Linked DNA regions of Homo sapiens: region 2 is linked to region 1. The links are chromatin contacts, found by Hi-C or POLR2A ChIA-PET in ENCODE. All regions are on one chromosome and are shown on one strand. The core of a region is the stretch at or near the end of the contact, and the rest is flanking DNA. Distances in the headings are between cores, read along the strand shown. Region 1 overlaps LOC105376197 (a long non-coding RNA gene). Region 2 holds the start of SLC44A1 (solute carrier family 44 member 1).

What was found. A loop is a pair of places that touch in the nucleus more often than their neighbours do. ChIA-PET counts read pairs that join two places held with the same protein, here RNA polymerase II (POLR2A). Pooled maps may share reads with other maps.
Region 2: a map of dorsolateral prefrontal cortex shows a loop between it and region 1 (5-fold over the local background). The contact joins the promoter of SLC44A1 here to the enhancer-like site in region 1. A Hi-C loop is called at or near these places in 18 of 168 maps with a recorded cell type or tissue (Caco-2, Calu3, IMR-90 and 13 more), 3 of 37 single-sample maps with no recorded cell type and 26 of 50 pooled maps. POLR2A ChIA-PET finds 5 or more read pairs at or near these places in 7 of 52 experiments (A549, AG04450, CD4-positive, alpha-beta T cell and 3 more).

Annotation. Positions count from the first base shown.
Region 1 is chr9:105,154,937-105,159,591 of GRCh38, forward strand. LOC105376197 (a long non-coding RNA gene) reads left to right here. Exons shown (of 4, transcript XR_930205.3): 4 at 1-5. Among named protein-coding and RNA genes, the nearest start is that of SLC44A1, 87 kb to the right of the region's middle. Within about 2 kb of position 2,400, at least 7 of the 41 ENCODE cell types and tissues checked have a DNase peak (open chromatin) inside an H3K27ac peak, as active enhancers do; they include dorsolateral prefrontal cortex, where a contact is called at or near this core.
Region 2 is chr9:105,242,434-105,247,088 of GRCh38, forward strand. It overlaps SLC44A1 (solute carrier family 44 member 1), which reads left to right and starts at 2,218. Exons shown (of 16, transcript NM_080546.5): 1 at 2,218-2,471. The coding sequence starts at 2,436. LOC112268038 (a long non-coding RNA gene) reads right to left here and starts at 3,160. Exons shown (of 3, transcript XR_002956866.2): 1 at 2,586-3,160. RefSeq lists enhancers at 1,860-2,764, 2,765-3,668 and silencers at 1,991-2,590, 2,601-2,740, 3,081-3,160.

The DNA of each region.
Region 1 (4,655 bases), core at 1,150-3,649:
TTTTATCCCCAGCACAGAGTGCAGTCCCTGACACGTAGCAAGCATCCAGTACATGGGGAAGTGGAAGTGGGAAAAGAGAAGCAGCAGGACCAACCAGCCAAGTTTTGTGGTATTAGCACTCTGGAAAAGGAAACTGACTAGGACCTTCATGTAATAGTGGGAGCTTGGAGAGGAAGTGAGGAGGGAGGAAAATACAGCAACCCTTGCAGAAAAGGTGTACCTAACCCAGCTAGGGCAAAAGGGTAAAAGGGGTACTGCAGGCTGCTGCTAATCAGGGGAAAATGAGGAAGGTGAACATTCAGCTGAGGAAATGGTAGGAGTTTAGCCCGTTCCTGGAAAAGCAAGAAATGGAGCACGATACTAAGACCCCAGAAGAGAAAGACCTCCAGCACAGGAGATTCAGCTGAAGACTCTTTGCTCCTCTGATGACTGAAAATGGACCAGGGAGCATGTGAAAGACTGGCATTGGAGGAGACTCTCAGCTGGTATATGCTATCTATACTTTTGGTCTGTTGCTGTCTGTTCACTGAAACTCTTTGCATACACTCATCTGAAGGCTGAAGGGAGATAACACACTGGGTCAGAGATGTATTTTCCCCAGCAGAGTAAATCTCCAACTCCACAGGCAAGAGATCTGGCCCACTCCAGTCAGATCACCCACACCCTCTACAAAGCTGCATTTCTGTGGGCAACCGTGTGAGTCCTTAGTAGAATTCACAGGAATATATTGCATTATTTAATGTGTTAATCATCAAAACTGCACAGATTCTATAGAACTTATTTTAGAAATACAGATAAAATATGTATAAGTTAAGAGAAACAATGTCTGGGATTTCTTTCAAAATAATCTAGCCCAGGGCCCAGGCACGATAGCTCACACCTGTAACCCCATCACCTTGGGAGGTCAAGGAGAAAGGATTGCTTGAGGCCAGACCTGGGAAACATTGTGAGAGCCTGTCTCTAGGAAAAATTTAAAAATGAGCCAAGTGTGGTGGCATCTGCCTGTAGTCCCACTACTCAGGAGGCTGAGGTGGGAGGATGGCTTGAGCCTGGTGAGGTCGAGGCTGCAGCAAGCCATGATCGTACCACTGCACTCCAGCCTGGGAGACAGAGTGAGACCCTATCTCAAATAATAACAGTAATCATCATCATCATCAACATCATCTAGACTAGAGAGGAGAAAAGTCAGCATGCATTGATGAAACAAGATTCGCCATGTATTGATAATTTTTGAAGCTGGGTGTGGATACATCAGGTTTGTTATAAAGTTCTTCCTACTTTTTTGTATATGCTTTACATTTTTCATAATAAAATGTTAATAAAAAATAGTTTTCGCGGGGCCCAGTGGCTCACGCCTATAATCCCAGCACTTTGGGAGGCCGAGGTGGGCAGATCACCTGAGGTCAGGAGTTTGAGACCAGCCTGGCCAACGTGGTGAAACTCTGTCTCTACTAAAAATACAAAAATTAGCTGGGTGTGGTGGCTCATGCCTGTAATCCCAGCTACTCGGGAGGCTGAGGCAGGAGAATCGCTTGAACCCGGGAGGCAGAGGTTGCAGTGGGCCAAGATCATGCCACTGCACTCCAGCCTGGGCAACAGAGTGAGACTCCATCTGGAAAAAAAAAAAAAAAAAAAAAAAAAAAAAAGAGTTAAGTGCTGACCCAGGCCTTCAGGTAGCCCAGGATTATATTTTATGAGGCATATATTTACCCATGTGTTTTTTTTAGAATTATGCTTCATCAACTTGATAAGATCAATTATTCAGGGGTACTCTATCATCCTTCTGCTTGGTCTCTTTGAATAGTGGGATTACTGGTTATTATTTTTTCTTTTTTATACTTTTCTGTATTTTCAGAATTTTTTAAATGAGTGTCTATTGCCTTTATAGTTAGGAAAATCAATAAAGCTATTTATTATCAATGTGGACTCATGTATTTTTAATTTATAAAATGGATTATCACATTATGCATTATAATAAACCTATTTGAAATTTTACATGTGACAGGAGAGTATTTATTTCTACCCCACAAAGAGTAACAAAATAATACATAAAAATAAGAAGTTTGGATTGTCCAAACAGTAGCCATTAAGAAGAGAATGTACTTTATGTTAAGGATGCTTCTCCCTAAGAGGCAAGCCAGTTAAATGAAAAAAGTAGAATCCTGGATAAATATAGAAAATGTTTGCAGAAGGAAATTTTATTTCATTGCCTCAGTCCTAAACGGCATTAGCAAATACTGCAAAGTAATGAAGGAGGTCATTAAGAAGGAACTAGAAACGCCTTCCAATGTTATGGAAGAAATTCTGACATCTTAATTATATTCTGCCACCTAGTGACAAAGGAAGATTAACATACTTGCTTAGCCCGGCTACAACAGCAGAGAGGCCTGCCCTCCATCATCTGGACACCAGAGCCATGGCCTGACTGCCAGGGCAAGCCTGATCCTACAAGCGCTTGGTGCACAGCATCCTCTCTCTGCTTCTGCTCACAACTCTGGGAGACACTGCAAATATGGTCAAAAGCCACGGAGCTGTTCAGTCTGTGGCTGACAGACTTCCTATGGAGCCAGGTCTACCCTCTGCCACTCAGCACAGTGCACTGGGAACTTTGCTGTCTCCTGCCTGTTGCTAAGGACTTCCAGGGAGAAACAAATTACGAGACTAAAAAGGCATGGCTCACATTGGGCAATTTCATCCCTAACTTCCACTGGACTTAAAAAGAGGAATAAATACAGTGATCCCCTTACCCTGAAATGGGATAACTTTTTTATTTTTATTTTTATTTTTTTTTTTTTGAGACAGAGTCTCGTTCTGTCGCCCAGGCTAGAGTGCAGTGGCGCGCTTTTGGCTCACTGCAACCTCCGCCTCCTGGGTTCAAGCAATTCTCCTGTCTCAGCCTCCAGAGTAGCTGAGACTACAGGTGCACATCATCACACCTGGCTAATTTTTATATTTTTAGTAGAGACGGGGTTTCTCCATATTGGTCAGACTGCTCTGGAACTCCTGATCCCAGGTGATCCAACTCGCCTAGGCCTCCCAAAGTGCTGGGATTACAGGCTTGAGCCACCGTGCACGGCCTGGCATAACTTTTATGCACAAATCTTTGCGATTACACGAGGTGATAGGCACAAAAACTATTGATTCCCCCAATATAAATTGGGGAAGGAGTGGATGTTCTCAAAGCGCATTCGGGGCAGCCACACACCACCTGGAAGAAGCTTCGGGTCTCGTGGATGTGGCCCAAGTGAAGTGGTGGCCCATCATGCATTGCGATGGTGGGTAGGCGGGTAGGGGCGGGGCTAGGGCCGGAAGTAGAACTGTGGCCTCCATGGCCACTTGGGACCCCAGAGGTTCTATGCAAGAAACATAGACTCACCGTGATTCTTTTTTTTCTTTTCTTTTCTTTTGTTTTCTTTTCTTTTCTTTTCTTTCTTGTTTTGTTTTTTTGAGGCGGAGTTTCACTCTTGGTTGCCCAAGCTAGAGTGCAATGGCATGATCTCGGCTCACTGCAACTTCCACCTCCCAGGTTCAGGTGATTCTCCTGCCTCAGCCTTCCGAGTAGCTGGGATTACAAGCATCTGCCACCATGCCCAGCGAATTTTTGTACGTTTAGTAGAGATGGGGTTTCGCCATGTTGACCAGGCTGGTCTTGAACTCCTGATCTCAGGTGATCTGCCCGCTTCTGCCTCCCAAAGTGCTGTGATTACAGGCGTGAGCCTGCCTCCCAAAGTGCTGTGATTACAGGCATGAGCCATTGTGCCCCGCCCACTATGATTCTTTAGAGGCTCTTTGGGGTCTCCTCTGTGCTTCTGTCAGCAGTTTCAGTCCATTTTCCCAAGAACATTGGTGATAACAGCAGTGACATTTAATAAGGAAATTGATCCTGTGTAGAAACTTCATGGACAAGATTAGAGAATACAAATCTAAGTGACTGGCATCTGTAGGACCTTTTGATATTGGCCCACCTTTTCATATTGGCCCAATGTGTCAGCAAGAGCTGGAGAGGAAGCTTTTAAAGCTTGAGCAGATGGCTCATGGCATCAGAATAAATCTTCCGTGAAAGCAATGTCTGAGACGGGGCTAAACTAATAGTCTAAGTCAGGGATCAGTGAACTATCAGCCTGCTTTGTAAATAAAGTTTTATTGGAGCACAGCCGTGCTCATTTATTTAAATATTGTCCTATGGATGTCTTCACACTATAACGACAGACATAAGTAGTTGCAACAGAGACCGTGTGGTCTGAGAAGCCTAAAATATTTACTCTCTGGCCCTTTATAGAAAAAGTTTGCCAATTCATGGTCTGTATGAATTACCCAGGGAGAACATGGCTTTCAGTCTTCCAAAAACATCCATTCCTCCAGCTGGCTTCTAATAAGAATTACAGATGATATAGTGATGAAGTCCTAAGAATTCACTTTTTGGTTTAGAAGCTGATAAACTGGTACTCTTAAAAAAAAAAAAAAAAAAGAGAAAGAAAGAAAACAAAAGGAAGTCCAAACTTATAATGTTTGCCAGTTTCCATGGTGTAAATCAGGAGTTCTTAACCTCCACACCATTGGTGTTTGGAGCCAGATAATTCTTTTTTAGACGGAGTCTCTTTCTGTTGCCAGGCTGGAGTACAGTGGTGTGATACCGGCTCACTGCAGCCTCTGAC
Region 2 (4,655 bases), core at 968-3,467, 87 kb after region 1:
GTTCTATTAACACTTAAAGGGAAAACCAGAGTGCAGATCAGTCAAGCACAACGGACTGTAGTTGCTTTCAATTATATTCACCCATTATCTATGTCTAGGAAAGAGATCTCTAAAAAAGCAAAATACATTTTATGAAGCACTGCCACAGTCTGTTACGCATTTATCTCCTTCTACAGTTCCAATTACAGAATAAGCACTAGCTACTACACGGAACGGCAGCACTAGCCAAAAAGATTTTTCTAATCTGAGAGAAATGCTCCCATATTGACTCTGCAAAGAGAAACAACTCCCCTTTCCTTGACTATAAAGAAGGAAGACAGATGGCTTCTTGTTTAGGACTGTAGTTTTACTTTCAGCCTCCTCCCCGAGTTAAAAACAAGATGTACTTTTCTGGCTTTGAGGGAAAATCTCAAGGGAATGTTTTTTATTCTTGGCTGCACTGAATAATTCAACAAACATTTGAGAGAGCTGAGGGAGATACAAAGGAGAAAATACTTTTCCTTGTTCTCAGGGAGTTTACAATCTAATTCTGGAGTTTACAACCAGAATTGGGACTAGAACCATTAGTTTTATGTCTTCACTTGTATTTATTGGTTTAATGGTTATGGGAAACACATGTAGGATTCGCCAGCTCCGTGGTATGGTGGACCCTCTGATTAACCTGAAAGGAAACTAGAAAGAATGCAGAAGAATTCAAGATCTCAATCAGTTGAGTACTTGCTGACCTAGCAGCACTTTCTTATGTTATTTAATCTTGACCACAAGCCTTTGCAGTCATCCCTGCTACCAGCATTTCACAGAAGCGGACAATGAGATTTGGAGAGATAACTCGTCCACAGTCACGAACTCAGGAAATGGCATAGGAAAACATCAATTAGGAATTCTTCTTCCCTGGCCCTTTCTGTAGCTGTCCCCTTACAGGCTACCATTCCAACTTTCCTTGGCTTAGATTCCCTTTCAGTGCATGTAAAGTCAATTTAATTCTGTGTTCTTTTCTTCCCTCTATACTTTAACTAATCTTTAAAACTTGATGTCTCATATTTGGTGAATCAGTCCTTTTGGAAGTCTCACTCCCTTGCAGCTTTGCAAATAAAGTTTTTCTTTTCTTTCCTGTGGCTGTCTTTTGAGACATTCTTTGACAAGATGAAATGACATATGAAGGCTATAACAGTGCCTGATAATGTGGGGTTTTTTTTAACATCATTATCTTTAGTTTTATTTCTTTCACTTTTTAACTGTTTTCACCTCATACTGTATTTCCTAACGACTCGTTTGGAATTGTAAATTTCTTGAAGGTAGTTACCACGTCTACTCTAACTTGTTGCTACTTCCTTGAGTCTTACTGATTTAGCAACAGGAACTTGGTAAGTCTCTTTTGCTCGCCTCTTTATTCCCAGTACTAGTCACTGGAACGTAGTGTGTCTTCAGTAAGTATTTTTAATATGAATAAATTAATGTCCCCTTATTGTTTTTTGTAGACTATCCTGTATAAGAAAGTTTAGCTTAGATCCAGTATGGCTTTGACTTGCGAGCCTGGATAACTTTTTGCCTTTTCCTCATTTCTGGCTATTTATTACCATTTCAACCTTGGGAACATTTCATTAGGTTCTTGGTCCCTTTCAAGCCTCAGTTTCCACATCAGCAAAATGGGGACAGTAGCAACAGATGCTTGTTTCTTCCCGTCTTCTTATCACCTATTCCTTCTCCAGGAAAGGTTTCTTGTGTACGCTTTCCTCTGGAGAAAAAAAACAGCCGACGGGGCGGTAAGAAGCCATCAGGATCCTGAGTTGTGCGTCCAGTAGGGAGAGGGAGAAGTCCCGCTTGCCTCCTAGATCCGGAAGCAATCCGGCCCCTTTTTGGCAGCGAGTTGGCCCGGTCTTTGGCTGCCTCAGACCGCGTTGCCCTCCAGCCTCGAGGCAGAGAGCTGCCTCGGTGCCACAGCTAAATAAGCCCGGCGCCGCGCAGCCTCTGACACGCGCGGAAGGGCCCGGCCTTGTTCTGGCTGCCGCCGCCCTGCCACCAGCACGGCGCTGCACTGGGGGCGGGGAGTCTGATGGGAGACGCGCGCGGCGCTGAGGAGGCGGCGGCCCGGGAGAGGGAGCGGGAGAGGGACTGGGCGCGGGAGGCGGGAGGCGGGGGGACAGAGGGAGGCGCCGCCGCCGCCGCCGCCCGCCCCTTTCCGCTGGGGAGCAGCTGCTGCAGCAGGAGCAGAGCAGGAGACGCGTAGCCGCCGTCGCCGCCGCCGGGGGATGTGGCCGGCGCCTGCCTCTAGCCGCGCCGCCTCTTGAGTACCAGCCGCCGCTGCAGCCGCCGCCGCCGCCTAGCCGTGCGGTGCCAGGCCGCGCCCTCCCCGGGCGCCCGCCGGCTCGCATGCCGAGGGGCTCCGGGGCGTAGCTGCGCGCCCGGCGCCGCCTCCGGGCTCCTTCGGCCCCGCCATGGGCTGCTGCAGCTCCGCCTCCTCCGCCGCGCAGGTGAGGGGCTCCCGCCTCCCGGCCGCCCGCCCGGATGCCTCCCGTGCGCCGCGTCGCGCGGCGGGCGCCCGCCGCCCGATACCTCTCGCTGTCCCCAGCCTCCCCTGAGCGCACCGTGCAGTCCAAAGACCCCCACTCCGCCTTTCCGTCCGCCGGGTCCCGCCGATGCCCGTGCGCTGGCTCCGCGGCTGCCGACTCAAAGGCGCCTCTGCGCGGCGCCTAGTGCGCCCTCAGCTCTTCCCGGCCCCTTCCCCAGTCGGCCCCCTCCTCCCAGTCACACCTGAGCTGCCCGTCCCGCCCGCCTGCAGGTAGAGGCTGCACTGGCGCCTCCTCTGCCCCAGGTGGCATCCCCTTCCCTGTTCTTCCGGGCCTGGCTCCTCTCTTCCACCTCCGTGGAGTCTCCCCGCCATCCGCCGCCCGTTTTCTGTGCTCCTCGCAGGTGTACCCCCAGCAAGAGCTCTTCACCTCTCCCACCGAATTCCAGTTTCTGCTTCATTAGATATTCTGTCCCTTTTCTCTTGCCCGCTGCCCCCTGGCTGGGTTCAGATGGTTTCAGCGGGTCCCGGAGCCCTTCCACGGCCCGCTCCGCAGACCTCGCTTGCTCGCTTGCACCCCATCCCCCCTTAGTGCCGTGACCCGGGCCCCGCGGCCTCCCCGCACTCGGAGGCCCCTGCGGGAGCGCCGACTCTGGGCTGGGAAGGAGATTGGGCACCTGGTGGGTGACGGGAGCGCTACGGAAACTCCCTCTTTGTTGCCAGTGTAACAGGAGGAAGAGGTTCCGAATTTAGTTTTTCTGTGGGCACTGGCTGAATGTTGTCGCTGAGGGCTGAGATGCAGAGATTTCTCTCAGCTTCTACCCTGCCCCCATCCAAATTTCGCCAACCTCCTTCTCTCGGATCCGAGCCCTTAACCTGGGTGGAAATGTTTAGACAACTGTACGAGGATCAAATGTAATAGAACTCGACTACTGGCCACTAATAACTGAGAGGACCTGTTTGTAAATTACCTAATTTAGTGGATTAGCGAGTGTATTTACAAATACTATAAAAAGCAATCAGGAATACTGCATCAAACTGTCTTGTGGTGGTGTATGAAAAATAGGCTCTGACAACGCCTGGGATGTAATCTCACAGTTTCATTAGCGTAGTTTCATTAACTGTGGTCTGTGATTTGTTTGTTTTAGGGGGCAGAAAAGGGCTCTTGTTTTTAGAAATAAAGGATGGTTGGTTCTTGGTGAAGAAAAACGCTAGTTTGGGGGGAAAAAATTCCTCCAGAAAGCTAGCATCTGTGATAATGCCAGAAGTGTTTTTGCTGCTGCTAAATGACTATATATAACTCAGTTTTAAATAACCTGCATACTTGTTCTGAAAATCTGAGATCTGTTAGAGAGAAAATGACTAGAATTGCAGATGAATGGGGGACATTTGTGTTTTATTAGGTATCCATCCTATCATCCTATTCCTCCAGTCTTTTTTTTTTTTTTTTGAGTGTTTGCTTACCCGTTAGCTTTTTTTTTTCCTGCTAGCATTATAGTCAGGCTTTTTGGTGTAGTTAAAGATTCCTATTCAGTTATAATAGCAAAGTAAAACTATACGTAGAGGTGTTAGGAAGGAGAGGCTTGGTATATCAGAGTTTTCATATTAACATATAAAGGTGTAGAATTGCACATAACTTTCAACTGGTTAGGAATTTGTGGGGGTCTAGTTGGGTGCTCTTTAATATTTACTTAAGTATAATTTTCACCAAAAAGGTGTTTTTCAGATTGCCTTTCTTTTCAGAATTGAGTTAATTTACATTCCCTTTTGGTGGTGAAATGCCTTTAAGACAGAAAAGTATTGATAGTTTATGGATAGCTTGTTCAGTGCATGAACAGTTAAATTTGGGAGGGATGGGTGCTGCATCAGAACTCTGCTTTAAAACCGATAGTGGGTCTTGCATTTGTCTAGCTCCACGTCATACTTTTCAGAATGCTATCGTATACGTTTTCTTTTCTTTTACCTCCTCTCACTGTAGAACATGCCTTGTTCCACAGATAAGATGCATGTCATGCACCCAAGGGGTGCATTTTTTTCCTGTGGATTCCTATAACCAATCAACAGCTGTCACATGCTTTTAAGTTCAGCTTTAGGGACTTGTAGTGTTCAGTGGAGCATTGAGGAGCAGGTTTTGTGCCAAAGAGCTGGT